Regions from separate parts of the Homo sapiens genome. Here region 1 is linked to region 2. A link is a loop called in an ENCODE intact Hi-C map of the cell type or tissue named here. Cell type or tissue: endothelial cell of umbilical vein. All regions are shown on one strand. Each heading gives the region's core, and the rest is flanking DNA. Links, peaks and the distances in the headings are about the cores only. Region 1 overlaps KIF3C (kinesin family member 3C). Region 2 has its middle 20 kb from the start of RAB10.

Region 1 (15,928 bases), core at 7,407-12,406, 52 kb after region 2:
TCTCAGCTAACTGCAAGCTCTGCCTCCCGGGTTCAAGCGATTCCCCTGCCTCAGCCTCCTGAGTAGCTGGGACTACAGGTGCGCGCCACCACGTCCTGCTATTTTTTTTTTTTTTTTTTTTGAGACAGAGTCTTGCTCTGTCACCCAAGCTGGAGTGCAGTGGCGTGATCTCAGCTCACTGCAAGCTCCGCTTCCCAGCTTCACACCATTCTCCTGCCTCAGACTCCCGAGTAGCTGGGACTACAGGCACCCGCCACCACGCCAGGCCAATTTTTTGTATTTTTAGTAAAGACGGGGTTTCACCATGTTAGCCAGGATGGTCTCCATCTCCTGACCTTGTGATCCGCCCGCCTCGGCCTCCCAAAGTGCTGGGATTACAGGCATGAGCCACTGTGCCCGGCCCTTTTTTTTTTTTTTTTTTTTTTTTCCTTCATAGAGACAGGGTTTCACCATGTTGGCCAGGGTGGTCTCGATCTCCTGACCTCATGATCCACCCGCCTCGGACTCCCAAAGAGCTGGGATTACAGGCATGAGCCACCATGCCCTGCCGGGCTGAGCTATTTCTATAGCACTAGCTAATGTACATGCAGGGTTTCTCCTTTCTTCAGGTGGGCCAGCAGAAAAATAACAACAGTGGTGGTAATAATGATAGCTACCATTTCTTCCATGCGTGCTTAATGCCAACCACTCTGATGTGTTCTTTTTTTTTTTTTTTTTTTTTTTTTGAGACAAAGTTTCACTCTTGTTTCCCAGGCTGGAGTGTGATGGCGTGACCTCGGCTCACTGCAACCTCCACCTCCCGGGTTCAACCAATTCTTCTGTCTCAGCCTCCAGAGTAGCTGGGATTATAGTGGCCACCACCACACCTGGCTAATTTTTGTATTTTTAGTAGAGACAGGGTTTTGCCACGTTGACCAGACTGGCGCCGAACTCCTGATCTCAGCTGATCCGCCTGCCTCGGCCTCCCAAAGTGCTGGGATTATAGGCGTGAGCCACCGCGCCCGGCCTGATGTGTTCTGATGTGTTCTTTATGTGTATCATTTTGCTTCATCCTCACGGTAGCGTGAATCTTCATCTGACTAGTGAGGATACTGAGGCACATTAAGGAATGAACATTCCAAGTTCGCACACCTAGAAAGTGGTAGGGCCAGAGTTACGAGCCCATGTCTGCCTGACTCCATAACCCATGATCTTCACCTCCACACTGTAATGCCAGCTCAGACAGGAAGGATTTATGCCAGATCCCTGACTAATAAGCCCCAGTGGGAACTCTTGTCTCCTGAGATATTTAACTCATCTTTGTCCTTCTGTATGATGCAAACCCCCAGCTTCTAACCTCAGCCCAGCACCATTCGTTCGTATAATCAACAAATCTTTGGCCGGGTGCAGTGGCTCACGCCTGTAATCCCAGCACTTCGGGAGGCCGAGGTGGGCAGATCACTTGAGGCCAGGCATTCACGACTATCTTGGCCAACATAGCGAAACCCTGTCTCTACCAAAAATACAAAAATTAGCTGGGCATGGTGGCGTGTGCCTGTAGTCCCAGCTACTCCAGAGGCTGAGGTGGGAGGATCACTTGAATCCAGGAGGCAGAGGTTGCAGTGAGCCAAGATCACGCCACTCTCTTGCCTGGGCAATAGAGTGAGACTCTGTCTTAAAAAAAAAAAACAAAAACCCAACAAATCTTTTTAAGTAACCATGGCCAAGGACATAAATCAGTAGGTATAGTTAACTTCATCTTTAAATTCTTTAAATTTCTGGAAGGAATCATAAGAACTCGCAATAATGGTTATTGCTAGGGATTTTAATATGGAGGGGAATTTTTATTTTTCACTTTATACCTTTTTATTTTATTTTTCACAATAAGCATGTAATACTTTAAAAAGTCATCTGGGACTTTTTTTTATTTTTTCAAAAGTTTTGGGGGAACAGGTGGTGTTTGGTTACATGGATAAGTTCTTTAGTGGTGATTTCTGAGATTTTGGTGCACCCATCACCCACTTTTAAAAAATTAAACAAAAATTAATCTGAATTTTTTAAAGGAAAAAGCCCTTTGTCAGGGTTCTATGTTTTAAAAAAGACGGGGGGGACATATAAAAGATATATGTTAATGCCTAGTTGGAAGATTTGCTTAAAGGTAATGAATAATTGAGGAAAATCCAGGGTTGATAATAATGCTCAATTATACTCAGTTATTGGTAATCCTGTGACCTTGGACAAGTCACTTTCCCTCCCAGGAGCTGTAAGGAATGACCAATAGATGATTCCTGACCGGACGCGGTGGCTCACGCCTGTAATCCCAGCACTTTGGGAGGCCAAAGCAGGCAGATCACCTGAGGTCAGGAGTTCGAGACCAGCCTGACCAACGTGGCGAAACCCTGTCTCTACTAAAAATGCAAAAATTAGCTGGGTGTGGTGGCACACGCCTGTAATTCTAGCTACTCAGGAGGCTGAGGCAGGAGAATCACTTGAACCCGGAAGGCGGATGTTGCGGTGAGCCGAGATCACGCCACTGCACTCCAGCCTGGGTGACAGAGCAAGACTCTGTCTCAAAAAAGAAAAAAAAAAAAAAGATGATTCCTTGCTTTCTGTACCATTTGCTGATTCACCTTGGAAGCAGGCCAGGGTTAGAAACCAGCCTGAGTGAAGGACAGTGAAGGACAGAGAGGAATGACCCAGCCTTGACTGGGAGCCTAGAGGCTGTGTGACCCAGGACCACGAACCTAACCCCTCTGGGCCCCGCACCTGATCTGTAAACTGCTCAGACTACACTATATATATCCTTAGGTTCATCCAGTTCTGACACTGGAACATTCTGTTGTCTGGATTTGCTGAAGAGAAACCCTCTAGAAAGTCACAAATAAGCAAGGGAAATAGGGCGGAAAGGTGAAGATAAGCATTGATCTGAGGGGCTCATGGTTTTTTCACTAAAGTAGAAGGGCTGATTAGTTTCCTTCCTGCTTTTTTTCAAGGTGAGCTGAGGCACTTCTGGGCATCCTTGCCTTGTTCAGTTTAAGGCTGGTACTGGAGTCCAGCTCGCCTCATCCCTTGGCCAATAGTTTCCTGATCTCAAATTGTTCTTTCTTCTTGATAAGGAAATTCCTAGCACTTGAACCATTCGTCATTTTTGTTGTGTTTTGAGCCATCCAAGGCGGAGACTCAGACTCAGTCTCCTGATTTTTGTCTCCCAGGGAAGGATATCATTGAAAATAGCATTATTCATCTGAAAATGGTACTCTTCATCCCCTCCCCATTGTCTCTTTCATTTCTTCTTCCCTTACTGCTGACTCCTCAAGATGTACAATCAGGGCGCTGGAAAAGGAGAAATAGGTCTGTGAGGGAAGGGGTGGCTATATTTTCTAAGAGATGGAAGCGGGGTCTGTTGAGATTGTTGTTTTGGTTTTGCTTTTTGTGGCAAGTGGTGGGTAAAATACCAATGAGATACCGAAACAGCGAGTAACGACTACCATTTGGGTGTAATTTATCACTTACCAACACTTTCACATCTATTCTCAAACTCGCTGGTTGTTTTGTTTTGTTTCTGTTTTTTGTTTTGTTTTGTTTTTTGAGACAGGGTCTCACTCTGTCACCTAGGCAGGAATGCAGTAGTGCAATCTCAGCTCACTACAGCCTCCACCTCCCGGGCTCAAGGAATCCTTTCATCTCAGCTTCCCAAGTAGATGAGATTACAGAGATGGAACTACAGGCACACAATACTACGCCTGGCTAATTTTTAAAATAAATGTTTTGTAGAGATGGGGTCTCACTATGTTGCCCAGGCTGGTCTTGAACTCCTGGGGTCAAGTGATCTGCCTGCTTCAGCCTCCCAAAGTGCTGGGATTACAGGCGTGAGCCTCTGCACCCAGCCCAACTTGCTGTTCTTACCCAAGGCCTGAAAGGTAGCAGGTATTCTCCCCATTTTACAGATGAGAAAGTGGAAGTCCAAAGGGCTGAAGAGCTAGGTTTTGTAGCAAAGAGAGTGGCAGAGTGTGTAGCCCGACTGGAGCACCCTGACTCCCACACCCAGCCACCTTTATATCATTCCACCACAGAACTTGTGCAGGGGCCCTTCCCACAAATATTTTCCCAGAGTTTTTAGCCTCTCTCTGGGACTCTAGGGATCCTGACAACCTCCCTGCCAGCACACAGTTAAGAGCTCTAACCCACTTATCTCAGAGACCCCCATAAGACTCTCACACAGGCAGAAGCAGCAGCAGCAGAGCCCTGCCTATTTCAGCCAAAAGAGAAAGCAAGGAGGCTCTGAGCTTTCCTGATGGTTCCTGAGTTGGCAAAGGTACAAATACCAAATGCTGCTTCTCTCCAAGGTGCTTTCCTGTCTGAACCTGGAAGAAAGCCATGGAACAGAGAAAAGGACATTGGGCTTGGAGTTAGGGCGGTGGTGGTCAAATATCACTCTGCCATTTACTGGCTCCAAACCTTGAGCAAATCACTTCGCCTGTCTGGGCCTTAGTTTTCTTTTATGTCAAATGGGGATCATAACCATTATCTCATAAGGTTCTTGTGAGCATCAGATAGGACGATTAAGGTAAAAAGGAGTTAACCCAGTTGAGGCACATGGCCAGTTGCATCTGAGACTCCTGTCTCCTGCGGAATGTCACAGATAGGTGGCAGTGGCAGGGCAGAGCCTGTTTGGCTTCTCTGTCCTTGTAAAATCATACTTGATGCTATCTTTCCAGAAGAGTGGCTGGCTGGGCCTGGCTGTCTCCATTCTAGCTTTCCACGTCAGTGCTTTATGAGTACTGGGGCCTCCTTTCTCCCCGCTCTGGTTTTGCACTCCATTTGCTCCTGGAATAGTTAAAGGTGAGTCTCTGAGTATCCCCGGCTGTGTCTACAAGCTGGCATTGTCCCTGTAGTGACCTGGCTGTTGTCACAGCAGCTGACCTGCCTCTGATACCTGGAATCAGAGCCTTAGTCAAATTGGGAAGTTATTTGGAAAGCACATAGTCAATATAAGAGCAGCTAGACAGGTGGGGCGTGGTGGCTCACGCCTGTAATCCCAGCACTTTGGAAGGTCAAGGTGGGTGGATCACTTAAGGTCAGGAGTTCGAGACCAGCCTGGCCAACATGGTGAAACCCCATCTCTACTAAAAATGCAAAAGCTAGCTGGGCGTGGTGGCAGGCACCTGTAGTTCCAGTTACTTAGGAGGCTGAGGCAGGAGAATTGCTTGAATCCAGGAGGCAGAGGTTGCAGTGAGCCGAGATTGTGCCTCTGCACTCCAGCCTGGGTGACAAAATGAGACTGTCTTAAAAAAAAAAAAAGAGCATCTAGACAGATTCCTTAATTAGGAGACTCAGGCTTCAAGGACTCCACTTCTAGGCCTTTGTTTCCCATCTATAAAGCATGGGGGTTGGGGTTGATGATTCCCAAAGTCCCCTTGGTTACCCTGCCCTTCATATCCATCTCTCAAGTGAGAGACTATGGTGCCCTGGAGCTCCCAGCCCTGTCTTTTCCACCCCCACAGCCTGTGCTGGCCTTTTAGTTACACTGGACTTGTTTAGAATCAGCAGAACCAAACCCAATCCTGTCCCCAGGCCCACCCACCTATAGTCTTTTGCTCTGAAATATTACAAAAGAAGCATTGACTGGAATGGCTGAGAGCTTCAGGGAAGTTCTCTTGAAGACTAGGAACTCCACATTCTCATGTCCTCTGCTTGGTATATTCTAGACTGAATTAGGCTCAGGGATTTCAGGCATCCCTGTCCCTCCCTATCCTCATAGGTGATGGTTAAGGATAGAGATCTCTAAAAAAATTAGTCGGGTGTGGTGGCTCATGCGGCTATTTGGGAGGCTTAGGTGGGAGGATCTCTTGAGTCTGGAACATCCAGGCTGCAGTGAACCACTGCACTCCAGCCTGGACAACAGAGCGAGATCCCGTGTCTCAAAAGAAAAGAAAAGGCTCAAGATCTCTGAGAGAAAGGAGGAGATGGCCACTGGTATCCTCAGACAAATGTGGAAATAAAAAAGTAAAGGAAAAAAATCTATTTCTAAGCCAAGAAAGGAATCTCATGCATGACATATTTCCGAGCATGGGAGTGAAGCAGACAGCTTGGGGTGAGACTGGGGAGAAGGAGGGAGCAGAGACCCTGCACCTGGACTGAGGCCCACCCACAGATTTCATGCCAGAGCCAACCCCATCTTCCCAGCACAAGACTGGTCTGTCAGCCAGGCTTGGCTGAGAGTGTGGGTTTGAGCAAGTGGGCAAGACTTGGCCAGTGACTGATAAGGCAAATTCAGTTGACATTCAGACCACGTCTGTGCTGGGTCCCGGCAGGGCTGGCAGAGAAACACAGGGGCATTGGACAGACGGGTGGAGTGATAGTGGCCAGTTAGTCATCGTCCAGGATTCTCTTTATGGAGCCCAGGGCCCAGCCCGCAGGAGAGATTGTGAAGCAGAGTTCTAGGTCCACAGAGGAGATCCAACGCGGAAGCAGATGAGCAGAAACCAGCCCAGGAGCTGGTCTTGAGACTCCTGTAATGGGGAAGAGGGAGGAAGGAGGGCTGGGACTTGGGGACTCAGCAGTCATGCTTGGCTAATGCATCAGACCCCAGGCCTGACTGGCAGCTCAAATTATGCCTGATAGTGTCCAGGTGGCTTCAAGAACTGGGTGAGTTGGTAGCCTTTGAGTGAGAAGGACTTGGGCCTAGGTGTGGATAGCTGGGGAAGGTGGAGGCTGAATAAACAAAAAATTTCATTTTGAATCTGAGGTCCATCTCTTCACTTGAAAATCACCAAAAAAATTAGCCGGCATGCTGGCACATGCCTGTAGTTCCAGCTACTCAGAAGGCTGAGGTGGGAAGATCTTTTGAGCCCAGGAGCTGGAGGCTGCAGTGAGCTCTGATCATGCCACTACATTCCAGCCTGGGCAACAGAGCAAGACCCCGTCTCTAATGGAAAAAGAAAAATCACCAAAAAGTTTTTAAAAACACAATATAGAGTATGTTGGGAAAGGAAAGCTCAGGCCTCCACAAAGACCACCTTAAAGGTATGGAGAATATAAAATGAATGCAGAGGCTCGATTTTATATCTATTATTATAACAAATGTTTATTTTTATTTTATTTTATTTATTTTATTTTTGAGACAGAGTCTTGCTCTGTGGCCCAGGCTAGAGTACAGTGGTGCTATCTCAGCTCACTGTAACCTCTGGCGATTCTTGTGCCTCAGCCTCCTGAGTAGCTGGGATTCCAGGTGCACGCCACCATGCCCAGCTAATTTCTGTCTTTTTAGTAGAGATGAGATTTTGCCATGTTGGCCAGGCTAGTCTCAAACTCCTGGCCTCAAATGATGCACCTGCCTAGGTCTCCGAAAGTGTTGGGATTACAGGTATGAGCCACTGTGCCTAGCCATAACAAATTTTTAAAATAATAATACTTCATGCGGAGCCAGGGATGGTGGCTCACGCCTGTAATCCCAGCACTTTGGGATGCTGAGGTGGGCGGATCACAAGGTCAGCAGTTTGAGACCAGCCTGGCCAACATAGTGAAACCCCATCTCTACTAAAAATACAAAAATTAGCCAGGTGTGGTGGTACACATCTGTAATCCCAGCTACTCAGGAGGCTGAGGCAGGAGAGTCGCTTGAACCTGGGAGGCAGAGGTTGCAGTGAGCCGAGATCACGCCACTGCACTCTAGCCTGGGCAACGAAGTGAGACTCTGTCTCAAAATAATAATAATAATAATAATAATAATAATAATAATAATAATACTTCATGCCTATGATGCTGTAATAAAAATGGTTCCATTATTTACTGCTGGCAGTAGTTTAAGTCATTAGAATGATAATTGACAATATGTTCCAAGATACACAAAATGTTTATAACCCTTTGTCCTCTTCTGAAATTCCTTTCTAAGAAAGTCACCTAAAAAAGCAAAAAATTAGGCTGGGAGTGGTGGCTCACACCTGTGATCACAGCACTTTGAGAGGCTGAGGCAGGTGGATCCCTTGAGCCAGCCTGGGCAACATGGCAAAACCCTGTCTCTACAATAAAATACAAAAATTAGCCAGGCGTGGTGGTGGGTGCCTGTGGTCCCAGCTACTCAGGAGGCCAAGGCAGAAGAATCATTTGAACCTGGGAGGCGGGAGGTTTCAGTGAGCTGAGAGTGCACCACTGCACTCCAGCCTGGGTGACAGAGTGAGACTCTATCTTTAAAAAAAAAAAAAAAAAAAAAAAAAATATATATATATATATATATATACACACACACATACATACACACACACACATATATGCATATATATACATATACATGTATCTATGTACACATGTATATGTATATATATGCATATATGTGTGTGTATGTGTGTATATATATTTATATATTTATATATTATATATTATATATTATATATTATATATATTATATATTATATATTATATATATTATATATTATATATTATATATTATATATATTATATATTATATATTATATATTATATGTATTATATATTATATATATTATATATTATATATATTTTATATTATATATATTTTATATATTATATATATTATATATTATATTATATATTATATATTTTATATATTTTATATATTATATATATTATATATTATATAATATATATTATATATATAACATATATTTTATATATATATTATATTATATATATATTAGGTAAAGTGGAAATAGCAAGACATAAGCTTGTGTTTATACTATGTCCATAGAGGTGAAAAAAGGGCCAGGCACAGTGGCTCATGCCTGTAATCCCAGCACTTTGGGAGGCTGAGGTGGGTGGATCACCATAGGTCGGGAGTTCAAGACCAGCCTGACCAACATGGAGAAACCCTGTCTCTACAAAACTACAAAATTAGCCGGGTGTGGTGGTGCGCGCCTGTAATCCCAGCTACTTGGAAGGCTGAGACAGGAGACTCATTTGAACCCAGGAGGTGGAGGTTGCGTGAGCCGAGATCGTGCCATTGCACTCCAGCCTGGGCAACAAGAGCGAAACTCCGTCTCAAAAAAACAAAAACAAACAAAAAAAAACCAGGGAAAATGAAAGAAACCAAGTAGCCATGGTAGGGAATATGTGGCATTTGTCATTTTATTTCTTTGGTGATTTTGATGTTTGTGCAATTCTTTTTTTCTGAAAGGAGAGAAAGACAATAAAGGGTTAAAAACGTGTCCCCAGAATTCTTTAATAGACTGGTATTTCCTCCAGGGTTAACTCTTGAAGTAACAAATTTCGTAAATGTATTACCTTCTATAAACAGTAAAACTCCTTTTCGTTTGTCCTAAAAACTGCTGCTGTCAAACCTCAAGACGTGAGCTCTTACTCTATGTGCCAGGATGGATTGGAAAAGCCTGGATCTTTCCTTTTCATCCCCAGTTTTGATTGTTTCATTTCCAGACTTATCCTCTTAACTTTTCTTTGTCTTTTCAGAACAGAGTCTTTTTTTTTTTTTTTTGAGATGGAGTCTCATTCTGTTACCCAGGCAGGAGTGCAGTGGCACGATTTCAGCTCACTGCAACCTCCGCCTCGGGTTCAAGCGATTCTCCTGCCTCGGCCTCCCAAAGTGCTGGGATTACAGGCTTGAGCCACTGCGCCCGGCCTAAGCCTCCCTTCTCTTGATCTTCTCTCTGCTTTATGTCTCTGGAGATGCAGTAAGAGAACTACACACAGTACTCCCAATTCAGCCACATCATGGTTTTATATGAGGGTACAATGTTTTGTTTCTAAAAAGCCTTCATGATGGTGCCTGGGCAGATGCTACTGACTTTTTTAGCTGTGGCAGCATATTCAGCCAGTGTCTTCTGGGAACAGTGGAGTGTTACTCCTCCTCCTCCTCCCCTTTTTAGGGCTTATAATTGATTGCCCATGGCTATCATTTAATTAGTAGAGTTAGGATTCCTTTTCCCCAAAATGTAAAATTGTAATTGATGCTCATCTGCCATTTTTTGTCAGCTCACATAGGCTAGAAATTCTGTTGTACTTTACCACCTAGGAGGATTTGGGGGTGTCTGTGAAGTTGGGTATTTCACCCATGCACTCCTTCTTGCACAGCTTCAGAGATTAGTCCTGTTGTTTCACACTTGAGTGCTTTCCATCCAGAGAAATACCTGTTTATTTCTGTTTCCTTTCCCTAGTTCACTTCCCCTTTCTCCATCTCTTCACTCCCCATGTAACTTTGAATAACCTCTGATGTGCAGCCTTGCCAGGAGTGCTTTAACCTCCAGAGTTCTGGTCATTGGCTTCCCCATGTGCTGTAATAACCTATTCCGTCCCATTCTGAAAGAACTCTCAGAGATTAGTCAGACACCATTTCCTCTTGCCGGAAACATGTTGATTTCCTTTAGCAGGTTCTGCTTCCTAAAGGAGTCACCACAGCCCCTGCAATAGGAAGAGCTTGGGCTTTGGAGCCAGGCAGGCCTAGGCCAGGTCTCCATTTAAGTTTTTTGTTTTTAATTCTCTTTCTTTTTTTGAGACAGGGTCTCACTGTTGCCCAAGCTAAAGTGCATTGGCGCAATCTCAGCTCACTGCAGCCTCAACCTCCCAGGCTCAAGTGATCCGCCTGCCACAGCCTTGCGAGTAGCTGGGACCACAGGCCCACACCACCATGCCTGACCCATTTTTATATTTTTTATAGAGACGGGTTTTGCCATGTTACTTGGGCTGGTCTTGAACTCCTGGACTCAAGGGATCTGCCCACTTCAGCCTCCCAAAGTGCTGCAATTACAGGCATAAGCCATCCTGCTCAGCTGGATCTCCATTTAAATTTAATGAGAGGCATATAACTATCATTTTTCCAGTGAAAGCTCACAGATGGTTATCTGCCAAGCAGTGTGCTAAGTCCAGGGACCCTGAGATACGAGTAAGATATGATTGCTGTCCTAAGGGAGCTTACAGGCGAGAGAGCATGTAAACGAATAATGATTCTATCATGAGAAATAGTAGGAATATGGCCTGGTTACTGAGGGGGCCATCATGTGACCTTGGATGGGTTATATAACCTCTGTGAGCTTTCACTGGAAAAATGATAGTGCTAATAATATGCATGCCCCTTACACCAGTCCTTTTCAGACATTTATGTGCATCCAAATTACCTGGGAATCTCAGTACAATATGGATCTCAATTCACTAGGTCTGAATTTCTTATTTGATTTGCTTATTTATTTTTGAGATAGGGCGTTGCTATGTTGCCCAAGCTGATCTTGAACCCCTGGGCTCAAGCGATCCTCCTGCCTCAGCCTCCCAAACAATGGGGACCACAGGCATAAGCCACCACACCTGGCTCTGGAGTGTTACAAAATCTCCCCAGGTGTTTCTAACATGCAGTGATATTTGAGAGCAAGTGTCTTTTGATTATAAAGAATAAAGAATGCTAGAGCCACATAAAATGCTGGGGAAAATGAAGGGTCTCAGGGTTGAAATGGACAAGCGTGTCCCAGATTCAGAGGCCAGGCCAGACAGCAGGCTCCTGAAGACCTGTGACCCAGTAGTTAGGGGATCAGGTATCCATGGTCCACAACAGTAGGGGCCTCCTCCATGTGGTTCTTCTCTTTTCTCTCACACCCACCCCACCCCTCCTGCCAGGTTCCCCAGATGATCGGGCCCCATGACAGTGAGTGTGGATTGATGAATGGGAGGAGAAACTGGGATAAAGAGAGCCCAAGGTGGCCGGGTGCAGTGGCTCACACCTGTAATCCCAGCACTTTGGGAGGCTGAGGCAGGCGGATCACTTGAGGTCAGGAGTTCGAGACCAGCCTGGCCAACACGGCAAAACCCCATCTCTACTAAAAATAGAAAAATTAGCTGGGTGTGGTGGCATGTGCCTGTAGTCTCAGCTACGTGGGAGGCTGAGGCAGGAGAATCGCTTGAACGTGGCAGGTGAAGGTTGCAGTGAGCCAAGATCGCGCCACTGCAGAAAAAAAAGAGAGCCCAAGGAAGGGACCTGGAACCCACTCTGGGACAACCCCCAAGGATTCTGTTTGGTTCATCAAATACGTATTGAGCACTTGTTATCTGCCAAGCACTGAGCTAAGTCCAGGGACCCAGAGATATGAGTAAGATATGACTGCTGCCATGAGGGAGCTCACAGGGGGGACAGCATGTAAATGAATAATTATTCTATTATGAGAAATAGTAGGAATATGGCCTGGTTACTGAGGGGGCCCGAAAGAGCAATTTCAAGGGGATCAGGGAAAATTTCCCAATGGTCAAGGTGTGTCTTGCAGAAAAAGTGGCAGTTTTCCAGTTAGATGTGGAGTGGGAGGAGGAACCCAGGTGCTTGTGAAATGCCATGGCCCATTGAGGGAGCTGGAATTCTTTTTTTTCTTTTTTGAGACGGAGTTTTGCTCTTGTTGCCCAGGCTGGAGTACAATGGCGTGATCTCGGCTCACCACAACCTCCGCCTCCCGTGTTCAAGCGATTCTCCTGCCTCAGCCTCCTGAGTAGCTGGGATTACAGGCATGTGCCATTATGCCCAGCTAATTTTGTATTTTTAGTAGAGATGGGGTTTCTCCATGTTGGTCAGACTGGTCTCGAACTCCCAACCTCAGGTGATCCGCCTGCCTTGGCCTCCCAAAGTGCCGGGATTACAGGCGCTAGCCACCGCACCGGGCCCCCAGGGAGCTGGAATTCTCTTGGTGAGGCTGGAGTACAGAGCATACGCAGAGCATGAATAGTAAGAGGAACCGGGAGGCCAGGCCAGCTCCCGGGGCCTGTCACTGCAGCTGACCTTGGATTTCATCCTGTAAGGAATGGAGGTCCATTCAGTAGTTTGAAGCCAAGGAGCAAGCATTCAGAGTTGTGCTGTTTTTTGTTTTTTGTTTTTTGTGATGAAGTCTCACTCTGGCACCCAGGCTGGAGTGCAGTGGCGTGATCTCGGCTCACTGCAGCCTCTGCCTCCCTAGTTCAACCGATTCTCCTGCCTCAGCCTCCTGAGTATCTAGGACTACAGGTGCACGCCACCACACCCAGCTAATTTTTGTCTTTTTAGTAGAGCTGGGGTTTCTCCATTTTGGCCAGGCTGGTATCGAACTCCTGACCTCAGATGATCCGCCCACCTCAACTTCCCAAAGTGCTGGGATTACGGGCATGAGCCACCGTCCCCAGCCCAGGGTTGTGTTTTTAGTGGATCTGCCTGGGTGTCATGTGGCAGAGGGGTGGAAGGGGACACTGAGGCAGTGGGGAGACCACAGCAGTGGTCCAGGAGAGTTGTGGGGGCTGCAATGAAGCCAGCAGGTAGCAGTGAGAATGAAAAATGGGGGGTGGTGGGAGCCGCACTGAGGAGCAGATTTGATGGCCTTGACTCACTGGCCAGATGCAACGGATGAGAGGCAGGGCAGGGATGAGGCGAGGCAGGTGAGTCGCTGAGGATGCAGTGTAAGGGATTCTTCCCTCTCATGGTCCTGCAAATGCTGACCTGGAGTGTGAAGGAGGAGCCTAGGATGGGTTTAGGTCTGTGGCAAGGCAATGCGGTAAGAGGGGAGATCATTAACCAGGAGCGCAGGCGGCTGCAGTGTGGCAGCATGGACAGCCTCCAGGGCTCAAGGCCTCTTCCTCCTGCCTTGGCCTCTGAGGCTGTGTGGGGCTGGAATGAAGCTCGTGCCTCTCTGGCGGGCCCAACTTGCTCAGCGTCTTTGGGTGACAAAGCCTCACACAGCCCATTCCTTGACCTCCCAAAAGCCACTGTTAACCCCTGTCTGGCTGTGTTCCCAATGATGTGGCTCTTACAGGTGGTCTCCTGCTCCCCAAGTCTGACAGCACCCCCTGCTTTGAGATCCCTCAGGTAGGTCAGCTGTTTCCACTGGGAAAAATTCCAGTGGAGAAGCAGCCAGCTTTTTCCACTGGTTCAAGGTGATTTCAACCTTCCAGGAGGCCCGTGATGAAGCCAGAGGACAACTGGGTACCCTGGGACAGCACCTTCTTCTTATTTTATTTTCATTTTCTAAAATTTCAAATCGGGCACCCCCCCAAACCAGAATAGGTTTTGAAAGGCTGCCGACAGCACCCTCTTGAAAATACATTTTATGTAGTCACAGTTTACACAAATCTGACATTATTTCAGCTTCAGATTCCAAAGCACTGACTAGGGGCTTTCACAGAGTGAGACTGGGGGTACGAGGTTCAAATCTCTCCTCTTTGCTACTCAATAGCTGCATGGCCTTAGGCTGGTCATTCTCAATGTCTTCATTTATTAAATGCGGAGGAGAATAGTCCCTCTTAGGGGGGGATGGAAACCATGGTGTTAAAGGCTTAGCTCAGCATCTAATAGATACTTAGCGCTCCACAAATGTTTGCCAGCCATCCTGGAACATAGGCGGTGTTCCAATATTGTAGATGACAGACCTGAAGGGATTAATTTGCCCAAAGCCTCGAGGTAAGTGGGTAGAACCAAGTCTTCCCGGCCCTCTCCAAAGCTCCTGCTGTGCTGGGCCCGTGCTGTTCCTTCTTGCTGTGCAGTCTGCTCCCTTTGGCTTTTCTTCTGCTTTCCACATCAGCTGAAGATTTAGACCCTTTCCTGCTGCCTGTGTTGAGAGCTGTCTTCCTGAGTTGGAAGCCAGTTAGCTAAAGGCTGGGCTACCTGGTGACTGTATCTTATCTTTCCCAATCCTCAACACCAGCTGGGTCCTGGTTGCCAGGATTAGGTTGCCACCCCCATCCTCCTCCTAGCCCTGGTGGACCAACCTTTCCTGTGTACCCAAAGCAAACAGACCAGTTGCCCTAGATTCCCCGAGGGGCACCCTCTGTGCCTCCCTAGTGTTCCTGCTGACAATAAGAGCCTTGTGCTGGGACCTGAGACACTAGAGGGGAAAACTCCATTCTCCCTGAAAGCCACAAGGCCCCATCTGGGACACATCTGGTGTCCACTCCCAGAAGGACCACAGAGCAGGGAAGCAAAATCTCTCCAGCTAGCAATGTTGTGGACCCTTTGCAAAGCCCACCTCCCAACCCCTCTGTGTCCCCAGGCCATGGAGAGCAAGCTCCTCATCGGGGGCAGGAACATCATGGATCACACCAACGAACAGCAGAAGATGTTGGAACTGAAGAGGCAGGAGATTGCCGAGCAGGTAGGGCCTCCAGGTGCCAGGTCCCCTTGGAGAGTGTGGCCTGCAGCTCATGTCTGGGAGGTGCAGGGCCGTAAACCATGGTGGACTCTGGATCTCTGGAATTACAGTGCTGAGAATCTCAGACATGCCACCCTGGGTCCCACAGGTCTACTAGCCCAGGGTCTTCCCTTTGGCAGGGGCACTGCTAGCTGGTGGGCGAGAGGACGTGATAGCTCTCCATAACATCAGCCTCCACAAGCCACCTGGTACTAATTCCTGGGCCTTCCACAAGGTGGTGTGAGTTCTTTGCCAACTGTATGACTGTTTCCCTAAATCATCAAGAGCCACAGTTTGTTGGTCTTACCAATCAACCATTATACTACTTGGGGAGAGGGTGAGGCAGCTTGGAAGGCAGTGTGATGTGCCTCCATCTGTGTGACTAACGCCTCTGGAGTAGGCCAGCTCTTAGGGGCTGGGGTCTCCATCCACATGGGGCAGAGCCTGGCAAAGGCATGGCCCTGGGAACTGAGAGGAGGGTTCCCAGGGGCTCTGCAGGATTGGGTGGGAGCAGTGGATGTGGGCCATGGGCCATGGTGAAGCCAGGTCCCGAGACAGGCAGAGTGAGCCAGTCCCCTGAGCTTTCCTGGCCCTCCCGAGTATGCACTGCTCCTTTGAGCCACACTGCCCGTCCTTGGCCTAGAAACGTCGTGAGCGGGAGATGCAGCAGGAGATGATGCTCCGGGACGAGGAGACTATGGAGCTCCGGGGCACCTACACATCCCTGCAGCAGGAGGTGGAGGTCAAAACCAAGAAACTCAAGAAGGTGAGACGCTGCAGCAGGACCGGTTAAGGTGTGCTGGAGGCCCAGCAGTCTCTGCCCAAGGGATGTGTGCTTCAGG
Region 2 (15,928 bases), core at 5,859-10,858:
TTTGGAAAAATCCAGTTATTTGCAAGCTACCTCACCTTTTTCCTGGAGCCAGAGAAAGAGTAGAAGTATAGGTTATCAAAAGCCCTTACACACCTGCTAATTGAGTCAGTCACTGTCAAGACAATATCTAAAAGCAGCCATCTCTGTTGGCCAAAATACCTCCAAGAAAAATAACTTAGGGGCCGGGCGCAGTGGCTCACACCTGTAATCCCAGCACTTTGGGAGGCCAAGGTGGGCGGATCACGAGGTCAGAAGATCGAGACCATCCTGGCCAACATGGTGAAACCCTGTCTCTACTAAAAATACAAAAAATTAGCCGGGCATGGTGGTGTGCGCCTGTAGTCTCAGCTACTGCAGAGGCTGAGGCAGGAGAATCGCTTGAATCTGGGAGGTGGAGGTTGCAGTGAGCTGAGATCGCGCCACTGCACTCCAGCCTGGGTGACAGAGCAAGATTCTGTCTCAAAAAATAATAATAATAACTTAAAGGAGTATAATTTTACTGTTTGTAACTCAAAGGATAAATGCTTGGGGGGATGGATACCCCATTTTCCATGATGTGCTTCTTTCACATTTCATGTCTGTATCAAAACACCTCATGTACCCAATAAATATATACACCTACTATGTACCCACAAACATTGAAAATAAAAATAAAAGAAAAAATACTCCCAAGAGGAAGCCAGACTTTTGCCCATGTAGCTTATGCATTCAGGGTTCCACTACCTTTTGCCCTCCCTCAGGGCACTGGTGTCCACAGGGCAAACCTGCCCTGTGTCCTTGAAGGCCAAATAGGGATGCTATTTCTTTCTTTCTTTTTTTTTTTTTTCTTTTTTTGAGATGGAGTCTTACCCAGTCGCCCAGGCTGGAGGGCAGTGGCACAATCTCAGCTCACTGCAACCTCCACCTCCCGGGTTCGAGTCATTCTTCTGCCTCAGCCTCCTGAGTAGCTGGGATTACAGGTGTACAGCTACACAAAGAAGCAGGCACAGTGAGGGCGACTGAGAGCAGTAGCACTTGGTTTCTGGGCCACCTCTGGACCCCAGAGCTGGATGGGATCCCAAGTCCAGTGCTGGCCACCATGGTGCTATAGGCTACAGAATCTCTTTGGGGTCCGGCAGGGGCAGTGATGGACTCACTGCTTGGCCTAACAGACTGAATCTGTGGCCTGTTGCTTTCCCCAGATCCCTGAGCCTGTTTCTCTAGCCTTCCCAGTAATTCTGAGAGCTTCCCAATAGCCTTTCAGTAAATGTATGTTCTGCTTCTAAATGCCAAATATCAGTTTCTGTTGCAACCAAAACCCGTGACTGATACACTTGTTTCTGGTAAAATTCCCAGGATGACTCCAGCTCTACCTGACATTTGTGCACGTCCACTTCCTCTTTCCCACCTTCTGCTGACCTTGCCACTTGAATGTGCTGCACCTCTGCTGAAACTTGGCTCCTGCCTGCCCTCCAAGGCTGCTGCAGCCTCGGTTCCTCTTTCCTGGGTCTCCACTGCCTCTTTCTAGCCCCCTCTACCCCAGGTTCAGGTGACCTGTGCTCCCAGCCCATCCTGAGGCCTAGACAGGTTGGGCAGTCATCCTAACCCTGTCATGATGTCAGCAGTGGGCCTCGTGCTGGCAGGGCAGAGTCCTCAGATGCTGGAAGGGAGGGTCACCAGGAGGAAAGAGGGACACAGGCAAAGAGATAGGAAAGTTGCAGAGGCTCCCTTTTTTGTTTGTTTGCTTGTTTGTTTGTTTGCTTGTTTTGAGACTCAGTCTTGCTCTGTCCAGGCTGGAGTGCAGTGGCACCATCTTGGCCCACTGCAACCTCTGCCTCCTGGGTTCAAGCTGATTCTCCTGCCTCAGCCTCCCGTGTAGCTGGGATTACAGGTGTGTGCCATCACACCCAGCTAATTTCTTTTTAGGCGGGTCTCACTCTGTCACCCAGGCTGGAATACAATAGCTCAATCATAACTAACTGTGGCCTCAAACTCCTGTGCTCAAGTGATCATCCTGCCTCAGCCTCCCAAGTAGCTGAGATTACAGGTGTGAGTCACTACACCCAGCTAATTTTTTTTTTTTTTAAGTGGAGATGGGGTCTCACTATGTTTCCCAGGCTGGTCTTGAACTCCTGGCCTCAAGCAGTCCTCCTGCCTCAGCCTCCCAAAGTTCTGGAATTAGAGGCGTGAGCCACCATGCCTGGGGTATTTTTATATTTTATCTAACAACATGAGTTTTCATTTATGGAGTTCCTGCATTGTTCTGGCCCTTTAGAGGCATGACTTCACAATAATACATTGATGTAGGAACTATGATCATCCCCATTTTCAGATGAAGAAACAAGTGTTTAAATAGGTTAAAAGAGGCCGGGCATGGTGTCTCACACCTGTAATCCCAGCACTTTGGAAGACCAAATCTGGCACATTGCTTGAGGCCCAGGGTTCAAGACCAGACTGGGCAACATGGTGAAACCCCGTCTCTACAAAAAATACAAAAATTAGCAGGGCAAGGTGGTATGCACCTGTAGTCCCAGCTGGTAGGGAGGCTGAGGTGGGAGGATTGCTTGAGCCTGGGAGGCGGAGGTTGCAGTGAACCGAGATTGCACCACCACACTCCAGCCTGGGCAGCAGAGCAAGACTCTATCTCAAAAAAAAAAAAAAGAAAAGAAAAGAAAAAGATGTGAAAAGACATGGAAGGTGGGGTGCAGTGGCTCATGCCTGTAATCCCAGCACTTTGGGAAGCTGAGGCGAGTGGATCACCTGACATCAGGAGTTCGAGACCAGCCTGGCCAATATGGTGAAACGCCATCTCTACTAAAAATACAAAAATTAGCCAGGCATGGTGGCGGGCACCTGTAATCTCAGCTACTCAGGAGGCTGAGGCAGGAGAATCATTGAACCCAAGAGGAGGAGGCTGCAGTGAGCTGAGATTGCACCACTGCACTCCAGCCTGGGCAACAGAGCAAGACTCCGTCTCAAAAAAAAAAGAAAAAAAGAGATGGAATGTGATGATGCCTGGTATTTCCTTCAAAATAAGTGGGAGCAAAGGGGATAAGTAGAGTATAGATGAAATAAAGTTACAGTGGGTTAATGATTATTCAAGCTGGATAATGAGTATATGGAGGTTCATCATACTAATGTGTGTCATTCATATATATTTGAAGCTTTCCATAATTAAAAGTTGTTTTTAGTCTGATCTAAGTCATACAACTATAAATGATGAAATTAGGTTTTGATCCCAGGCCCTCCTAACTTCAGAGCCTGCTCTCTTAACCTCTATGCTGGATACCTGGCAAGGTGCCTAAAAAGAGCTAAGCAGAAAAGATAAGTGATTTTCAGAGAATTCAGAAGGGATTTGGAAGCCTCTCAATTAATTTCTGCTCCGTTTTCTAGGTACTTCATGGGAAGGATCAACATAAGTAGAGCCAGATATTAATACCCCTCACCCAGAGCTTCTTATACAGAAGATGCCCTCCTTTTTTCTGCCTGCTTCTGAGTAGGTGCAGAAGCACCCATGAGAGAGTGGTTGGCAGCCAAAGTTTTCTAAAAACACCCAGGCAACAGCTGTCCTTGGCTGTCACCTGACTCACCAGGCCCTGAGTCAGCACCACTCCCCGACACAGCCTCCCCTGCTGAGCCAGATCTGACCTGCCCTTTCCTGGCTGAGCTGAACTAGTTGGGCCAGCCCAGCCCTGCACTATCCCAGCATTCTCCTCAGTGGGCAGCTTCTTGCTCCCTTACATGCATCTGGAGTTCCCACCCATGTGCTACCCTTGTCATCCAGGGCAGCAACCATATGCCTGAAACTCTAGCTCTGAAGAGAGCTAAAAGGCCCGCTCCATGTCCTCAGAGGCATGAACAGGGATCTGGAATCTGTGTCTGGATACAGATGACATAGGATGGCCTGGGCGCCAGCATCTTCCACCATCTGCAGAGGAAAGTCTTCCCTCTCTGGGTATCTCTGGGATTTGCTTTAGGCAAATAACCAGAATGAAATGTAAAGACACCCCCCTATTCCTGCAGAGCAGGATTCTAACACTAGGTTCAGTCCCAGAAGAGAACAAGTCTGGGGCAATATGAAGACCAAGATTTTGCTTCTGTGTTTGGTCTGTGTTTCTGTGAAAAACTCTCATGGATCATCTCATCTCAGCCTTTTCTTGGCCTAAACATGAAGCTACAGTAAGTGCTGACATATTCTCCAGGCATTCGTAGAGACTGAGCCTGGCACCATAATTGGAGGACACAGACACTGACCTCATTCCTAAGTCATTAAGGTGACACCTGCTTCCAACCTCAGACCTCCAGGCCACCCTGCTCTGAATCCTGGCCCTGCCACTGAGGCATACATGATCTTGAGCTAGTAACTAACCTTTGTGAGTCTCAGTTTTTCTCATCCGTACAGTAGGAATACAATACCTACCTTGCAGGTTGTCGTGAGGGTCAGACAAAGTAGTGCATGTGAAGCACTTTGTGGGTGAACAATAAAAATCTGTGTCCTTGCCTGGTGCAGTGGTGCATGCCTATAATCCCAGTACTTTGGGATGCTGAGGCCGGAGGATGGCTTGAGCCCAGGAGTTTGAGACCAGCTTGGGTAACATGGCGAAACCCTCTCTCTATAAATCCGGAAAAAATGGCAGGTGCAGTGGTGCATGCATGTAGTCTCAGCTACTCAGGAGGCTGAGGTGGGAGGATTGCTTGAGCCCAGGAGTCAGAGGTTGCAGTGAGCTGAGATCATACCACTGCATTCCAGCCCAGGCGACAGAGTAAGACCTTGTTTTAAAAAAAGGCTGGGTGCAGTGGCTCCTGCCTGTAATCCCAGCACTTTGGGAGGCCAAGGCAGGCAGATCACAAGGTCAAGAGATCGAGACCATCCTGGCCAGCATGGTGAAATGCCATCTCTATTAAAATTTAAAAAATTAGCTGGGCATGGTGGCATGTGCCTGTAGTCCCAGCAACTCAGGAGGCTGAGGCAGGAGAATTGCTTGAACCCGGGAGTCGGAGGTTGCAGTGAGCTGAGATTGCGCCACTGCAACCCTGCCTGGCGACAGAGCAAGACTCTATCTAAAAAAAAAAAAAAAAAAAAAATCAGTGTCTTTCACTTTGCCTTGTTCCTTGGGACCAGCTCTTATTCAAACTGTACTGATATCAAAGCTTTTAGGCCTGAGACCAAGCTCTGCCCAGCTCTCCACTCTTGATTCTGGGCATTCACACCAGAGTCCCAATACCTTCCCACTGATTCCCACGTCAAAAGACAAAATTCCAACAAATTTAGTTTAAACATTTTAACTGGCTTTCATTTGAAATTCCAGAATTGGGCAATATCTCATTCTACAAGGCAGAGTGAATGTTCCCATGAGCCGAGCAGAGGAGGTTGGTTTTAGAGACAGAAAGCAGAAACAAAACGAAAAGTGGATTCGTCGTTTCAAAGTTACTTTTCTCATAAAGGTTAAAGCAGAGGGGACTTCCTTATCACGCTGGCTAAAACTGGCCTTTTTGGAAATTTGGCTATTATCTCTCATTCTCCTGATTTCTTAGAAGGTCAGATAAACTTAATTTCAGCTTGGTGACATGAAACTTCAGCATGAGTAACTTCATTTTGGTTTGGTCTGTTGGACCTAGTGCAGGAGCTCAGTCCAAACCAATGGTCTCCAATAAATTGTATTTATACCTACATGGGCCAGTTGTTTTCTGGTCGTCTGCCAGCCCAGACCACACCACAGTCCTGACTTCATAATTCCATGCACTTTTTTTTTTTTTGAGATGAAGTCTCACCCTGTATCCTAGGCTGTAGCTTAATGGCATGATTTCGGCTCACTGCAAACTCCGCCTCACGGGTTCAAGCGATTCTCCTGCCTCAGTCTCCCAAGTAGTTGGGATTACAGGTACCCGCCACCATGCCCGGCTGACTTTTGTATTTTTATTAGAGACGTGGTTTCACCATGTTGGCCAGGCTGGTCTCAAACTCCTGACCTCAAGTGATCTGCCCGCTTTGGCCTCCTAAAATGCTGGGATTACAGGCGTGAGCCACCATGCCCAGCCCTTCATAATTCCATGCACTCTTAATTTGTGTCTGTCCCACTGGCTACTACCACACAGTTGGATCTGATAATTTCTGTGTACTCTCTCACTAACTCATTCCCTTCTTCCTCCTTTTCTTTAGCCTTAAAACTCCTGAAGGTGGGTTTTCCAGGGCCCCTTCTCCCATCACTGCCTTTTGTGTATTCTCATTGCTAAGGACCCACTGTCTTGAGTCTCCTGCAGGCAAACAGCCAGCTCTACCCCTTCCCCTTCTTTCCTCCAGGCTCCCCTGCCAGGGGAGGGATGTTATAGCTCTCTTACCAGCGTCAGGACTTTGTCTAATCACTCCAGTTTTTCAATCTCTCTTAAAGTGTGGGAGCCACAATCAGGCATGATATGCCAGGCATGGTTTGACCTGGTGTAGTAGAAAAGACGACCACATTTTTCATTGTACACATGTACTGGTGTTAATGTAACCTAAGTGTAGATTAGGATTTTGGCAACTGTGTCATGATGTTTGCTCTAATAGGTTTGTGGCCAGCTAAAAATCCTAGGCCTTTTTTCACAAACTGCAGATAAGTCTCTACATTTTGTACTGATATAGCTGACTTAATAATATCTAACTTTAATAATTCCTTAAAAATAATTTTTTTATGTTTTTGAGGCAGGGTCTCACTCTGTTGCCCAGGCTGGAGTACAGTGGCGCAGTCTCGGCTCTCTGTAGCCTCAACCTCCTGGGCTCAAGCAATCCTCCCACCTCAGCCCCTCAAGTAGCTGGGACTAAAGGAGCACACCACCACACCCTGCTAATTTTTGTATTTTTTGTAGAGACAGGGTTTTGCCATATTGCCCAGGCTGTTTTTGAACTCCTGAGTTCAAATGATCCTCCTGCCTCAGCCTCCCAAAGTACTGGGATTACAGGTATGTACCACCACACCCAGCCTAACTTTAATAATTCATCAATTTATCACTATTATAAATAACTTTGGTTCTTTAACAAATAAATTGTGAGGAAAAAAAAAGTGTCAGAGGGGTGATTTGTAGATAAAAGAGACTTTCAACCAATTGCAATGTGTGGGCCGGGAGCAGTGGCACACACCTGTAATCCCAGCACTTTAGGAGGCCGAGGCGGGCAGATCATGTCAGGCCAGGAGTTTGAGACCAGCCTGGGCAATGTGATGAGCTTTATCTCCACAAAATTAATAATACAAAAAAATCAGCTGGGTATGGTGGTGCATGCCTGTGGTCCCAGCTATTTGGGAGGCTGAAGTGGGAGGATTACCTGAGACCAGGAGGCAGAGGTTGCAGTGTGCCAAGACTGTGCCACTGCACTGCAGCCTGGGTGGAAACCTTGTCTCTCTCTCTCTGTCTCTCTCTCTCTGTCTCTGTCTCTGTCTCTCTCTCTCTCTCTCTCTCTCTCTCTCTCTATATATATATATATATATTTATGTATATATGTGTGTGTATATATATATGTGTTTATGTATATATATATATATATTTTTTTTTTTTTTTTTTTTTGAGACATAGTCTCACTGCAATGCCTAGGCTGGAGTGCAATGGTACAATCTCAGCTCACTGCAACCTCCACCTCCCAGGTTCAAGTAATTCTCCTGCCTCAGGCTCCTGAGCATTTGGGATTACAGGCAACTGCCACCACACCCAGATAATTTTTGTATTTTTAGTAGAGACGGGGTTTCACCATATTGGCCAGGCTGGTCTTGAACTCCTGACCTCAAGTGATCTGCCTGCCTTGGCCTCCCAAAGTGCTGAGATTACAGGCATATGCCACCAGGCCCGGCCTCACCTCCTCATTTTAAAATTGATAATATAACCAGGAGATGATTGGTCTTTGCTCTCACTCCTTATACAACTCAAGTCCAAACTGAGAACTTTGTTTGCATCCCCTCCAATACATCCAAATTCAAAAATACCTATGACTAAGGAGATTTTACTGAAGGCTTCATGGGAAGACAGAAGAGGATTACATCACACACCATAAAGCAAAGCTTAATTAGATCCCTCCACTCCACTAGCTAAACCTGTTCTCCCTCCAAAAGTTTTCTCCCTTACTACCATATTGCCAACTTTCCTCCCTTCATCTCTTTCCGTATACAACTTCTGAATTCCCTCTTTTCTTCCAGACCATTCAGTTATGGTCCCAAGTTTATCACCTCATATCATTTGCATTCAACAAAACAAAAGCACAATAGTTACCTAAAAAGCAACTATTTTTCCTCAAGCATGCTCCTTGGGAAAGTGGGAGGTATCTCAGTTCATGGCAATAGAGCCCATGTCAATAATAAATATTTCCTGGAGGCTTGTTAAGAATAAGATGCTGGGCTAAGCATCTGACAAAATGATCTCATGTCATGTAGTTCATTAGTGGCAAATCTAGTATAGAACTTTAATTAGAAAGGTTAAATCACAACTTTTTTTTTTTTTTTTTTTGAGACAGAGTCTCGCTCCCACTGTCACCTGGGCTGGAGTGCAGTGGTACGATCTCAGCTCACTGCAACCTCTGCCTCTCGGGTTCAAGTGATTCCCCTGCGTCAGCCTCCCGAGTAGCTGGGACTATAGGCACCTGCCACCACGCCCAGCTAATTTTGTGTATTTTTAGTAGAGATGGGGTTTCGCCATGTTGGCCAGGCTGGTCTCGAACTCCTGACCTCGTGATTCGCCCGCCTCGGCCTCCCAAAGTATTGGGATTACAGGTGTGAGCCACCGTGCCTGGCCTAAATCACAACTTCTGAGCCACTCATATTCATGTTCTTCAGTTTTTTGTTTGTTTGTTTGTTTTTGCTTAACAGCCCTGTAGGCTAGATGGAAAAGGTACATTATTTCATTTTCTAAAGATAGGGAAATCGAGAGACAGTGACTGAGGGACTTTGCAACTTAGGTAGTGAGAGGTCTTGATCCATGTCTAGGTTATTTTGTCTTTTGCAGGATGTATGAAATTGTGGCCAAATTCACATGGAAAATGTAACGAGTAAGGGACACTGTGTAATCTAAGACACTGTTATGTGAGGTCAAGTAGAAAGGACCGAAGCATTATGATTGATAAGGAGTACCGAGAAGAGAAGTGGGAGAGGACAGACTGTCAGTGTTTCTCCCACGGTGACAGGGAAGAGAGGCCAGTGCTGGGCAAGGCAGGATCCTGTTTGGCAAGGGATGCCTGTCCCTGTGTGGGAAAGCATGACTCATCGGGGTGCCATAGCTCAGTGACACAGGCTCTTAAGATCTTTCAAGTCCCCTTAGCCCTACTCTGTATTTACAAAGTGACTCTTGGATATACTTTGAGCTTCTGAAGTGTGCCTTCCACAAAGCAAGGAATGTGCTGACAGGGGTTTCTTCGGGCCTATTGTCAATTACATTTCACAGAATGAATGAATAATGCTGCATCTGGTTTCTCCCTCGTGGGTTTGGTTTAGAGCGAGTTTATTCATTCAACATCAGTTCAACAAATATTTATTGAGTGCCATTTACGTGCCAGGCATTGGTCGGAGCCCTTGTGACACAGTCAGATAAGATCTCTATCCTCACAGAGTGCACGCGCTGATGAGGGGATGACGCATAAGAGAAAAACAAACATATCAATAGATAACTTCAAACTGATAGTCCACACCTGGGGTTACTGAATTCCTGCACACAGGCTCAGCTGTACCCGAGGTTCTAAGACCCTCCCTGTCTCATGCATACCAGGAAGACTTAAGAAGCTTTAGCTCAATCTCAGAGGATTTAGCAGATCAAATTTCCCTCTAGTCTGACCTGGCCCCTGAGAGGCCGTGTTTAGACTTAAGACCCACTACTTCTCTCACTGCTGCAGGTTTAGCCTCACAGCCTCAGTGTGTGTCACTCTATGCCCAGTGGGTTGGAAGGTCTTTCTACTCTAGTTAATGGGAACACCAGCTCTCCCCAGCCTGTGTAAGCTCTGCTGACGGATCCATTTCCTCCTCCTCTCCAGGGTTCCTTTCCCCAGTGTGTCAGTAGTTTCTTCACACACGTGACTGATTGGAACCCAAAGAATCAGGGGAAGCCAGGCGCAATAACTCACGCCTGTAATCCCAGCCCTCTGGGAGGCTGAGGCAGGCAGATAACCTGAGCTCAGGAGTTTGAGACCAACCTGGGCAACATGATGAAATCCTGTCTCTACAAAACATACAAAAAGTAGCCAGGTGTGGTGGCTTGCACCTATAGTCCCAGCTACTCAGGAGGTTGAGGCTGCAGTGAGCCATGTTCGCACCACTGCACTCCAGCCTCGGTGACAAAGTGAGACCCTGTCTCAAAAATAAAAAAGTCAGGGGACTCCTCTGCAGGTCTCCAGGAGCCCACGTTCTCTGTGCTATAGCTTGGACACTCTCTCCAGCTGGGACATCTGCTCTGCTCACCTCCTTGGTTTCCCTTCTCTTAAGGATCACTGTCCTGAGTTCCCTGTTGACCAATGACCAATGTCTTAAAACCACTGTTTCATATATTTCATTCAACTTTTTGCTTGATTAAGGAGAGGATAAATCTAGACCCCATTCCTTCATCATGGCAAAAAGTAGACATTGTCTTCTTCTGTTAAGTAATTGTTTTTATTGAAGCATCACACACATACACAAAAGCACACAAATCCTAAGTGTATACAGCTCAATAAACTTTCACAAAATAAACACACCTGTGCAACCACCTCTCACATTAATAAATAGAATATTACCAGCACATCAGAAACGCCATGCTCCTTTCCAATCACTACCCATCCTCACGGGGGAGCCACTTTTCTAATTTTTAACACCATAGTGCCTGTTTTTGAACTTGCAGTATGTATTCTTTTGTGTCTGACCTTTTCTGTGTGTTGTGTGAAGAAATAATTCCTTTCACTGCTATGTAACATCCCATTTTATTTTATTTTATTTATTTTTCGAGATGGAGTTTCACTCTTGTTGCTCAGGCTGGATGGAGTACAATGGTGCAATCTTGGCTCACTGCAACCTCCGCCTCCCGGGTTCAAGCGATTCTCCTGCCTCAGCCTCCCAAGTAGCTGGGATTATAGGCATGCACCACCACAGCCAGCTAATTTTGTATTTTTTGTAGAGATGGGGTTTCTCCATGTTGGTCAGGCTGATCTCGAACTCCCGACCTCAGGTGATCCACCCAGCTAGGCCTCCCAAAGTGCTGGGATTACAGGCATGAGCCACCTCACCCGGCCTACATCTCATTTTATTTTATTTTATTTTATTTTTATTTATTTATTTATTTTGAGACGGAGTCTTGCTCTGTCACCCAGGCTGGAGTGCATTTGCGAGTTCTCGGCTCACTGCAAGCTCCGCCTCCCAGTTCACGCCATTCGCCTGCCTCAGCCTCCTGAGAAGGTGGGACTACAGGTGCCCCTACCACGTTCGGCTAATTTTTTGTATTTTTAATGGAGATGGGGTTTCACCGTGTTAGCCAGGATGGTCTCGATCTCCTGACCTCATGATCTGCCTGCCTTGGCCTCCCAAAGTGCTGGGATTACAGGCGTGAGCCACCGTGCCCAGCCATTTGTATTTTCTTGAGACGGAGTTGTGCTCTTATTGCCCAGGCTGGAGGGCAATGGCACAATCTCAGCTCACTGCAACCTCCACCTCCCGGGTTCAAGCAATTCTCCTGCCTCAGCCTCCCAAGTAGCTGTGATTACAGGCATGTGCCACCACACCCGGCTAATTTTGTATTTTTAGTAGAGATGGGGTTTCACCATGTTGGTCAGGCTGGTCTCGAACTCCTGACCTCAGGTGATCCACCCACCTTGGCCTCCCAAAGTGCTGGGATTACAAGCATGAGCCACTGTGCCCATCCCCATTTTATTAATATACCATATTATTCATCTATTCTAAGGTTGATGGGTATTTGAGTTGTTTCTAGTTTGGGGCTATTATAAATAGTGCTGCTGTGAACATTTTTGCACTTTTTTTGAAGCCTATGTATGTATGCATATTTCTAGGAGTACATGTGTATGTATTTCTAGGAACTGCTAGATCATGACTAGGTATCTCTTCTACTTTAGTAGATACCGCTAGTTTCCCAAAGTAGCTATCCAGTTTACACTCCCACTAGCAATGTATGAGAGTTCCAGTTGCTCCACATCTTCACCAACACTTAGTATTGTGTATTTTTCATCTTAGCTGTTCTAATGGACTTTACTTACATTACCTTTTAGAACACCCCACAGGCATAATAAAACTACCAAGCTTAATGAGCTGGCAATGTGCCAGTTCGAGACTCCTGTATGTCAGGTCTTCCATATGCATTCTGTTATGTTTGTGTTCACCAGGATTATATTTGGGCAGAATTTGAGAACTAAGTGTTAGATGTTGCACCATATAAAGAAATGGGGGGAGGAAAGGCAAACAAGGGCAGTTGTGGCAGGGGAAGCAATATGTGGAAAGGAAGGAAGTCATAAAAGGGCTTGGCTCGGGGCTGCCTGGTACAATTGTGCATGATTCTTGGAGTTGTTATTCACTCCTTTGTCTATGGGAATAGCACCTCCTGGAACTGTGCAGTGCACAACCTATGAAGCTGCACACAGCAGCCATGCCTGTCATGGTCAGGGATAAAAAGAACTTTGGTGTGTCTGGAAGGCAGGATGGGTAGGGTAGAGGAGCAGGAGAAGCCAGATTCAGAGATGGGGCAATATAACTGACTCAGCCTTTGTCAGATGTCAGAGGCTTCCTTTGAAACTCCACCCTACCATCAGCCCTCCCCTGCTAGCAGGATTGTACAAGCTTCCTCCTCTTGGATACCTCACCCCTCTGAACCAACAGAGCTGCCACTGAATTGGGGCTGAGGTGAACCCATGCCAGGAAGGAGAAATGCTGAGCAAGCCCTGGCTTGTCTTGCTTCATGACTCTGATTTCAACAAACTGAGGAACCAACACCCTGGCCTTCCCCTATCTTGGGCTTCCTCTTTGCCTACAGCTTCAGTGTACTATTCTGCCTGGGAAAACCAGATAAACTGGGGTGGGAAGCGGTGCCCCACCCACTCAACACCCTAGGTTTGTGTTACTGAGTCACCAGGGTGGTTTCTGAGGACACAAGAAAGTAACAGGAGAATCCTGGGGCTCCCAGGCATCATCCTCATGGCCTGCCAGAGTTAAGGGAACCCCTCTGAAAGAGATCCTTGGGTTGACACTCTTTTGTCTCCTCAGTACATTTTATTCCTGTATGTGGTGTCTTTTTGTTTGTTTGTTTGTTTGTTTGTTTTGGTTTTTTGTTGGTTTTTTTTTTGAGACTGAGTCTCACTTTGTCACCCAGGCTGGAGTGCAGTGGCACGATCTCAGCTCGCTGCAAACCTCCGCCTCCCGGATTCAAGTGATTCTCTTGTCTCAGCCTCCTGAGTAGCTGGGATTACAGGCATGCGCCACCATTCCCTGCTAAGTTTTGTATTTTTATTGGAGATGAGGTTTTGCCATATTGGCCAGACTGGTCTCAAACTCCTGACCTTAGGTGATCCACACACCTCGGCCTCTTAAAGTGCTGGGATTACAAGCATGAGCCACCATGCCCAGCCAGAAGATTACTTTTGGTTACTTTGTTTTAGAGACAGGGTCTTGCTATGTTGCCCTGCTGGTCTAAAACCCCTGGGCTCAAGCAATCCTCTCACCTTGGCCTCCTGAGTAGCTGGGACTGTAGGTATGCACACTGCACCCAGCTCAGAAGATCATTTTTAAAACAACCAACAAAGATGTACTGCAGACTTAAAATGTGTTCAACAGTGGGTTAGGCCCTTATAAGGAGTAGAGAACAATAGGCACAAGTTCTTCTCTCAAATAAGCTAATAACTAGAGAAAATTAAAATTAGCATGAACTCCCTGAGCAGACACCAGCTGGGAACAGTGAGAGTGTTAAACATGGCAGGAGGAGAGGAGGAGCTATCTTGAGACGCAACATTGTTTCCATTTCATCTGTAAGTGTTGATGATCCATGAGAGAATTGTCAAATAAACTGTAATATTCTTAAAAAAAAAAAAAAATAGAGGGCTGGGCGCAGTGGCTCACACCTGTAATCCCAGCACTTTGGGAGGCCCAGGTGGGCTGATTGCCTGAGGTCAGGAGTTCGAGACCAATCTGGCCAACATGGCGAAACCCTGTCTCTACTAAAAATGCAAAAAAATTTGCTGGACATGGTAGTGTGCGCCTGTAATCCCAGCTATTCAGGAGGCTGAGGCAGGAGAATTGCTTGAACCAGGTAGGTGGAGGTTGCAGTGAGCTGAGATTGCACCTCTGCACTCCAGCCTGGGCGACAGAGCAAGACTCTGTCACACACACACACACACACACACACACACACACCCACACACACACAAATGGAGATGAGGTCTCACTGTGCTGTCCAGGCTGCTCCTGAACTCCTAGGCTCAAATGATCTTCCTGCCTTGGCCTCCCAAAGTACTGGGATTACAAGTGTGAGCCACCATGCCCGGCTCAACTGTAATATTCCTAAAAAACAACCTAGACAATGAAAGACCATATCTAATTATTATTATTATTGAGATGGGATCTTACTCTGTCACCCAGGCTGGTGTGCAGTGGCACAATCTCGGCTCACTGCAATCTTTGCCTCCCGAGTTCAAGCTACTGTCCTGCCTCAGCCTTTTGAGTAGCTGGGATTACAGGCGCGCACCACCACGCCCAGCTAATTTTTGTATTTTTAGTAGAGATGGGGTTTTACCATGTTGGCCAGGCTGGTCTTGAGCTCCTGACCTCAAGTGATCCACCTGCCTCACCTTCCCAAAGTGCTGGGATTATAGGCGTGAGCCACCAGGCCCAGTCCATATCTAATTAAATGCTAAACTATGTGGCCCATCTAAATGCTGAGAAGGTCTCCAGGTACCCAAGAGGCTCTAGGTGCTGGAAAAAGTCCAATTCCTACTGGGCTGGGGGCTGAAGGAAGGGTAGGCTTGGCTAGACAAAGTGCATCTGACAGGTAAACAGTTGGAGGCAAGTCAAAGAGATTATCTTCTTCAAAATCACTTCCATTTTTGTTGAACTTTAAAGTTTTCAATGAAACTTCATATCTCTAATTTTTTTTTTTTATCTTCTCAGCAGGCTTGAACATTTGGCAGAAGAGAGATTCCCACTCACAAGGAAAGTGAGAACTGAGAGTATCTGTTGATGTTGTTTATTCAACATCCCTTTTCCCTTTTTCTGCAATTAGAACCCTGGTTTTCCTTGGAAAAGCCTGTCTCTTCACTCTCACACCAACCAGGGTCTAACTCCATCCAAACTCCAGGGTAGGCATAACCAGGCCTGGCCTACCACTGGCCAGGGCTCCAGAAATGGGTATGTGACTCAAGTAGGCCAATGAGACTCACAGTCAGAACCTTTGCTGAGGCTGGGCATGGTGGCTCACAGCTGTAATCCCAGCACTTTGGGAGGCCGAGGCGGGCGGATCACCTGAGGTCAGGAGTTCGAGACCAGCCTGGCTAACATGGTGAACCCCCGTCTCTACTAAAAATACAAAAATTAGCCAGGCATGGTGGTCCAGGCGCCTGTAGTCTCAGCTACTTGGGAGGCTGAGGCAGGAGAATTGCTTGAACCTGGGGGGCAGAGGTTGCAGTGAGCTGAGATCACGCCATTGTACTCCAGCCTGGGAGACAGGAATGAAACTCTATCTCAAAAAAAAACAAAAAAACAAAAAAAGAACCTGGCCGGGTGCGATGGCTCACGCCTGTAATTCCAGCACTTTGGGAGGCCGAGGCAGGCAGATCAGGGGATCGGGAGATTGAGACCATCCTGGCTAATACGATGAAACCCTGTCTCTACTAAAAATACAAAAAATTAGCTGGGCGTGGTGGCGGGCACCTGTAGTCCCAGCTACTCAGGAGGCTGAGGCAGGAGAATGGCATGAACCCGGGAGGCAGAGCTTGCAGTGAGCCGAGATCGTGCCACTGCACTCCAACCTGGGCAACAAA

What was found. Hi-C counts contacts between places; a loop is a spot of excess contacts. Peaks named below come from ENCODE experiments on the same cell type or tissue, not always from the same donor. Only the 100,000 strongest peaks of a DNase experiment are listed, where the experiment ranks them.
Region 1: it touches region 2 in a loop (3-fold over the local background); 2 of 110 quality-filtered maps call a loop at or near these places.

The regions. Positions count from the first base shown.
Region 1 is chr2:25,955,465-25,971,392 of GRCh38, reverse strand. KIF3C (kinesin family member 3C) reads left to right here. Exons shown (of 8, transcript NM_002254.8): 2 at 14,949-15,050; 3 at 15,730-15,852. Among named protein-coding and RNA genes, the nearest start is that of KIF3C, 19 kb to the left of the region's middle. In endothelial cell of umbilical vein, for the core only: no CTCF peak of the experiment used is centred there; a DNase peak (open chromatin) is centred at 10,272; H3K27ac peaks cover 1,762 bases.
Region 2 is chr2:26,005,964-26,021,891 of GRCh38, reverse strand. No RefSeq gene overlaps it. Among named protein-coding and RNA genes, the nearest start is that of RAB10, 20 kb to the left of the region's middle. RefSeq lists enhancers at 9,597-10,096, 10,097-10,598. In endothelial cell of umbilical vein, for the core only: no CTCF peak of the experiment used is centred there; no DNase peak of the experiment used is centred there.